3 separate regions of the Homo sapiens genome follow, and all the other regions are linked to region 2. A link is a loop called in an ENCODE intact Hi-C map of the cell type or tissue named here. Cell type or tissue: A673. All regions are shown on one strand. Region 1 has its middle 88 kb from the start of LINC02889. Region 2 has its middle 100 kb from the start of AGR3. Region 3 overlaps LOC107986772 (a long non-coding RNA gene).

Evidence for each region. Peaks named below come from ENCODE experiments on the same cell type or tissue, not always from the same donor. Only the 100,000 strongest peaks of a DNase experiment are listed, where the experiment ranks them.
Region 1: a loop joins it to region 2, with 5 times the contacts of the local background. A loop is called at or near these places in 60 of 110 quality-filtered maps.
Region 3: it touches region 2 in a loop (2.5-fold over the local background); 8 of 110 quality-filtered maps call a loop at or near these places.

The regions. Positions count from the first base shown.
Region 1 is chr7:17,645,546-17,648,045 of GRCh38, reverse strand. No RefSeq gene overlaps it. Among named protein-coding and RNA genes, the nearest start is that of LINC02889, 88 kb to the right of the region's middle. In A673, a CTCF peak has its summit at 1,243 (motif pointing right); no DNase peak of the experiment used is centred here.
Region 2 is chr7:16,981,351-16,983,850 of GRCh38, reverse strand. No RefSeq gene overlaps it. Among named protein-coding and RNA genes, the nearest start is that of AGR3, 100 kb to the right of the region's middle. In A673, a CTCF peak has its summit at 1,049 (motif pointing left); a DNase peak (open chromatin) is centred at 1,030; H3K27ac peaks cover 402 bases.
Region 3 is chr7:17,157,454-17,159,953 of GRCh38, reverse strand. All of the region lies in intron 1 of LOC107986772 (a long non-coding RNA gene), which reads right to left. All of the region lies in intron 7 of LOC101927609 (a long non-coding RNA gene), which reads left to right. Among named protein-coding and RNA genes, the nearest start is that of AHR, 140 kb to the left of the region's middle. RefSeq lists an enhancer at 75-194. In A673, a CTCF peak has its summit at 1,485 (motif pointing right); no DNase peak of the experiment used is centred here.

The sequences.
Region 1 (2,500 bases), 660 kb before region 2:
AATATAAATTTCCTTAATGAACAATGAACACTTCTATTCAGTTACAAAAATTTTTTGGCTAAGTGGTAGCTGGAGATTGGACTTTGTGCTAATACTTAGGTTAATTGCATCTCATGTTAATATGTCTTAGTGGGTGCAATTAAGTAGAATTATAACTTGTTCATGTTATAATTCCTTTTGCCTTTCTAATTCATCGGTGAACTCCCATAACTTAACTCCTCCTTCGTTTAGGTGTCTGCCGCTTCACAGGGGAGAGAATGTTAGGAGATTTTCTTTTATAGCTTAGGTTACTTTGACAGAGAAATATTAGGCATCATCTTAATTTCAGCATGATCATCCTTTTTTTTTTTTGAGATGGAGTTTTGCTCTTGTCGCCAGGCTGGAGTGCAATGGTGCAATCTTGGCTCACTGCAACCTCCACCTCCTGGGTTCAAGTGATTGTTCTGCCTCAGCCTCCCAAGCAGCTGGGATTACAGGTGCCTGCCACCATACCCAGCTAATTTTTGTATTTTTAGTAGAGACGGGCTTCCACCATGTTGGCCAGGCTAGTCTTGAAGTCCTGACCTCAGGTGATCCACCCAGCTTGGCCTCCCAAAATGCTGGGATTACAGGTGTGAGCCAGTGCACCCAGCCATCATCCCTTTTTGAAGGCAGAACCACTGGATATGTCAATCAGTTGCTGGAAGATTCACTCCCATGGTCCTTCTAACACCATACCTTGGCCACATCCTCAACTGGAATTCAAACTTGGGGTTAGAAGGAAAATGCTCTTCACCAGCCCTTAAAGATTTCTAACGTAAACTTACAGCAGTAGTCCCTTAAATATGAAGAATAATCAAGCTCAATAAATACTTTGATATTTTTGAAAAAAATGACAGATTTTCGGCATTGAGAAATTCTCTGAAGTATAAGCATATCCAAGAAGAATGTCATATATTCTGTCCTTTTCTTGCTAGATGGAATGTTTAAAAGCTGGATAACACTGCATTCGAATGTTAATTCATGTTTTGGGTTCAGTTTCATAGCTCAGCATCTGATATTTATTATGAATTCACCTGAGGTATATTTTCTTTATTTTTTAAGCGATATAGTCCCTAGTTTGAAAGATAACTTGAGAGATTGATTCTTGACACAGTTAAATTCTCTTTCTCTTGAGCCGTGTTTTTTAACCTCAGATATTGGTCTTAAAAAAAAAAAAATCCAGTGCCAGAAACTCCCAGCAGATGTCATTGTAAGGCAGATTTGTTTAGCAAGGCTTTTCTAGAATAGTGAATAGAATTGTTGCATATAGTAGTGATGTGTGTATTAGGCACTGGAGTTAATTGATTCTAGTCTCATCAGAGTGGGATTTGTTATGAAGAGGTAAAGAGATTCCTGGGATTCTTGCCTGTCCTTTTATAATGTGGGAGCACTGCTTTTCTGCAATATAAGTTAGAGAACAAGAGTAACAGCTTTTCACCCAAGCATTTCCTGGGCTACTCTACCTGGGGCTACCAGCTTAGCACAAGGCATGACTGTGTTCTGCATGGGACAGAAGAGCCATGGGGAGGAGACTGTTGCTTAGACATATAATGTAGTAAGTGAGGGAGGTGCAGTTTCAAATCAGAGAGCCTCACTAATTCTAGACTCCACACCCTTAGTCCTGAAGGGAAAATACAAATGGACATGAAAACATGTGTCCCAATAGAGCACATCTGGTCCTTATCTAAAACGGAAAGGCGAATTATATTGGAACTGCCTAACTGATTTCATGGATATCAATTTCAAGTGAAAAAAACATTTATTCCCAGGGAAGGTCACGATACATTGTCTTATTTACTATAAATGTAAATGAAAGTCAACCTAAATTCGCCTTTGTTTCCATGTATATATGTGGTGATATATGTTGGTTACCTATGAAGATCTTATTCTTTTACTCATCAATATTGTAAGAGCTTGTTTCTCACTTAACGATTTTTACATTGCTTGATTAGATTTTAAAAATAAACTCCTTTGATGAAGCCCTCTTTTAAAGCCAGAAATATACTTTGTATTGTATAACATTAACTGAAATGCAAATTGCTTAGAAAATGTTAATACAATGTGTTTGGAAATCAACTACTTTTAAAAAACTGCAGGGATCAGGTAAAAGAGGAAAACTATATCAAAGATGGAAGGATGAAAGTGTGAGGAAATAGTAAAAGATATGGACTTGGATATGGATTTGGATATTCCAACTGAGTATCTCCACTTAACTGACTCAACATATTAACCAATTTTTTTTTCTTATACTATCTGATGTCTGTATCATCCTGAAAGTAAGCTAGCAGGATCCCCACAGTTTTGCTTTCCCAATAGAATTGTGTGCCTGCCAAGGGTCAGGTGAGTTTGTCCCAATCCTGTTTATGCCACCTATACTTGCCATTGAATTAAAGTGGGTAATTGCAATATTATGTGAACCGTGAAATATGACTGCAAAATAAAAGGGGATTTTTATTTCTCTGAAAACTAATTATATATA
Region 2 (2,500 bases):
AACATGAGACAAAATCTGGATAGAGAAGTCAGATCATATGTTACACTCCAAATAAGAGTCTATTTTCAATGACCAAAAATAAGAAATAGAATAAAGTGATATGGTTCTTAAAACACCGTTAAGCTCTACAGAAAGAGCACCCAATATATTAATGGACTGTTGATTTTAGAACAAACAATTGTTGAAGTCTCCATCTATACAACACACAACTGTCCACAACAGGTACTGCCACCTATTTAATAGTATTAAAAATATGTTGGGTACCTGTCTACTTTGAGCTAGCTCTAAGAAAATTACCCAAAGTCACAGGGCATTCTCTTCCAGTTGCCCAACCTGTTTAAAAGTGGCTGTGAGCAGGTGGGGATAAAATTATGCTCTTACTGAACTCATGCCTCTCTGCATTTCCCACCCAAGTATGATTTCAAAGCATGTGAGAGTTTGTGTCTTTCATTTGCTCTCCTCCCCAGATAATTAAGATTTCGTTATATTTAGGAAAACTGCCTCCTTGGTCCCTTGTAAATTCCAGGAACTCTAATTTAAGATCAAACCTCTAAGGAAAAGTCCACTCATTTGTAAAGCCTTTTTTGTGTGTATGTCTTTGATAAAAAGTCTAATTGGCTCCATTTCTTTTTGAACATTTTGTTTATCCACCTAATTATCCTGGGAAAACTGACATGTTTACCAAGTTAAACTAAACAATTACACAGTAGAACAGACCCATAAAACAAGGACCTCAGGAGGAGCTGAGGATCTATTGGCAACTGGTTTGAGTTTGTCTTATTTTAAAAACATATCATATTCAGAGAATTAAATTCTCATAAAGGAAAGAGTACATCGTTAAGTGCAGCTATTAAGGCAAAGTTTGTTTTATGAAGTACGTGATCATGGTAGGTCCATGTAAATCACCATAATTAAAATGCAGTAGGCATTCATGTATTTAACAACATTTACAAGCTTGTTTTAATCTATCTTCTTTGAATTCAATCAGCAATTTATCTTTTAGATAGTTGATGCCCAGACTTGCTGCAGCATAGTGTCCTCTGCTGGTCACACTGAAACACTGCACCATGAGGAAAACAGAAAGGAAGGTTAAAAAAAAAAAAAAAAAAAAAAAAGAGTGACTGCGAGGGAATGGAAAAAGGAGAGAGGCAGAAAGGGAAGAAAAAAGGAAAGGAAAAGAAAGTAAATAAATATGTTAAATTGAGACATATAATCTTTAACCCCCAGGATACGGCGCACATTAAAAATATAGTGTGTTTGCCTCATAGTTATGGTTGCTTAGTAAATTGAGATTGTGCTTTCATTGGAAAGAAATGTTTGTCAGACTTGAAAGATTAAACAATAATATTGGATTGAAACTGTTCTGAAATTATTTTCTGGTGATGTCAAATTAATTTAGAAGATTTTCAAAGTTAAGGTGCTCAAAAATTACCAATCATCAGAAGATGCAAATCAAAACCACAATGAGATTACCATCTCACACCAGTCCAAATGGCTATTATTAAAAAGTCAGAAAATAACACATTGGCAAGGTTGGGGAGAAAAGGAAACACAACACAACTGTTGAGAATGCAAATCAGCTCAGCAACTGTGGAAAGCATTTTGGAGATTTCTCAGCGAACTAAAAACAGAATTGCCATGTAACCCAGCAATCCCATCACTGGGTATATACCCAAAGGAATATAAATCATTCTACCAAAAAGACACCTACACTCATATGTTTATTGCAGCATTATCACAATAGCAAAGATATGGAATCAACCCAGGTGCTCAGCAGTGGTCACTTGGATAAAGAAAATGTGGTGCATATATACCATGGAATACTACAAAGCCATAAAAAGGAATGAAATCATGTCCTTCACAGCAACATTGATGTAGCTGGAGACTATTATCCTAAGTAAACTAATGCAGAAACAGAAACCAAATACTGCATATTCACATTTATAAGTAGGAGCTAAATATTGGGTACTCACGGACACAAAGATGGGAACTACAGACAATGGAGATTTTAAAAGTGGGGAGGTAGTGACAGGAACAAGGGTTGAAAAGCTACCTATTGGGTACTATATTCACTACTTGGGCAACGAGATTATTAGAAGCCCCAACCTCAGCATCACACAATATACCCAGGTAAAAACCTGCACATGTACCCCCTTGAATCTGAAATAAAAACAAAAATTATATTCAAAAAAAAAAAAGAGGGAAGTTAACTGTCAATGAAATACAGTGACATCCTCTCCTTCCCATCGTGTCAATCCCCTTCCCCCAGACCAAGATTTTCACATTTTAATGGACATCAAGAACCTCCTAGGGAGCTTGTGAAAAATACGAATGACTTTTGCTCTATGGTTAAGGATTCTGATTCACTGTACTATAAACTTCAGAATATTCATTTTAATATTTGCCTTTAGAAGACAATGGTGCAGATATTTTATTCCCCTCAATTAGAATACAAGAGCCACTGTGTACCTGGCCTCTTTGTTCAGGTTACTAAGAACCC
Region 3 (2,500 bases), 180 kb before region 2:
GACTGGTTATTTTGGCTTGAGATATGCAGAACAGGATTGTGTGTGGTGGGGAAACAACACTGGAGGTAGAATAAGGCAAATATAGACTCCAGTTCTGGCTCAGCCGCTAACTAAATCTGGTACCTTGGAAAGGTGCTCATCATTTTCTGGGTTCCTGTTTCCTCATCTGTAAAATAATGGGGCTGTTTTCTAAGGTTCTTTCCAGCTCATAATTTCTATGTTTCTAAGAAAGAAACCACGTGGTTTACTGCAAATTTGAGAGTCAATAGTAAGAATAAAACACCTTTCACTCTCACTGTCTGCAAAGTCATTTTGAAACAAAATGAGAAAAAGTGTTCTCTCTAGAAGAAAACAGAAAATGTCCCCATATCTGTCTGGGTAAAACATTACTATTTCAGGCTTTTCTATACCTGTAACTTATAAACAGGTGCACCAACATCATCAACAATGATGAATGAGTCTTACTGGCATCAATACACAAGCCCCAGTGACTTTTTAGTTACAAGTAGGTGTTTCCACCTCTGAGAGACAGATTGAATTTTGGCTCACCAAGGTTTGGGAAATAACTTGAAATGAATCCTCCATGGAAAAAAAAAAATCAACTAATATTTCATGAGCAGAAGCTATGTAAAATACATTATTTTGGACATTGTGGAAAATATCAATAAACACATATGAAGCAATACGGGAGCTTCAGTATTTTTTTTTTTTTTTACTTGTCACTGGCAGAATGTTTTTAAAAGTTATTCACTAGGCTGGGCGCCGTGGCTCATGCCTGTAATCCCAGCACTTTGGGAGGCCGAGGCGGGTGGATCATGAGGTCAGGAGATCGAGACCATCCTGGCTAACATGGTGAAACCCCGTCTCTACTAAAAATACAAAAAATTAGCCAGGCGTGGTGGCGGGCACCTGTAGTCCCAGCTACTCTGGAGGCTGAGGCAGGAGAATGGCGTGAACCCGGGAGGCGGAGCTTGCAGTGAGCCGAGATTGCGCCACTGCACTCCAGCCTGGGTGACAGAGCGAGACTCCGTCTCAAAAAAAAAAAAAAAAATTATTCATTAGATTCTTCATTTAACATAGTGTCATGCTTTATAATCTTTAGTAAGTGGTGAGTACATTTCAAAAATTACAATTAATGCTAAACAAATACAGTAATTTCATTTGTACCTTTTATCAGCAACGATTAAACCAGTAAAAGGAAACTTGTGATTTGCGTAGTATTAGTCTGAGTCCTTTGGATTTCTAATCCCAAAGACTGGATTGTAGTACACTGCAACTGCTTGAGAAAGCAGTGTTGCTTTGTCAGGCTGAATATTTGAAATGGGAACAGCATTTTACCTAATCTATATCGTTCTCACCTCAGATACGGGAAGAAGGGAAAACGTGGAGTCTTTCATAGCTATTATTCCTATAATTGATGTAGTGCATGGCTAAAGATTCCAGAAAGAAACAAGCTAGGCTACAGGCACCCAATAGGAGACACTCATGTCCTACAGATGGCGGAAGAACACACATTCCAAACACACAGCATACTTCTGTTAGTCCTGATCTCTCTTAAACTTCACCTACAACTAAAAGTACTTGCCTGTTAGTTCTTAGAACTTGAAGAGAAGCAGGAAGCATTAGACTACATGTGAGATTAAAAATCTTCCCATTAATTCTATATGGTACGTTTATTTTAGTATGGTGCTGGTCAATGTTCAGCTTTTGGATTGGATTTGAATCCCCTCTTTCCTGTATCCTAGACTTCTCTTACCTAAGCCTGATGTACACCTTCATTTTCTTAGACATGAGTCTTCCTCAACTTTGGCCTTCTGATTGGTTTTCCTTGTGTTTTCTAAATTTCTTCATGTAGACAATGCTTTTCCTAATTCTACATCTGTAGAACACCTATAAGAGTAAGAGACTGGAATCTCTTCAGGAAACAGAACAATTGTCCATTTTAACACACATCTAGTCACAGTCGGTCCCCCAAAAAGAAATCTAGAAAAGCTCAAAGTTGTCCAGTAGATTGGATGAGTGAAATAAAGGTGTGATCTGGATCAGAAGTGCAAAAATGAATGGAAGAAAATATAGACTGAAAGTCTGCTTCTACCAGAAAAAAAAAAGTTTCTGCTCTTAGGAGACCTTCACATACCTTTGAGGAAAATATGGTTTATGTGGTTACCATCGTGGATTCTTGGGGTCTATTCTTGCTCTACTACTTATTTATCAGTAAAACTTTAGGTAGAGTTATCTAACTGCGCTGAGCCTCATTTTTCTCATTTATGACATGTCAAATATAGTAGTACCTTTTTCATAAGATTGATGGAATACGCAAATAAGATTATATATTTAAAACACAAGGGCTGGCTAACTAAGTGTCACCTATTATACCTCATCTAATATACACATATTCTAAGAAAGTTAGACTTGTCTTTTCTCTTCAATTTTTATACTCTTTGGCATAACATCTCTTAGTTAAATCAGGTTAATTTAACTCCACTTTATAAGCACTAGC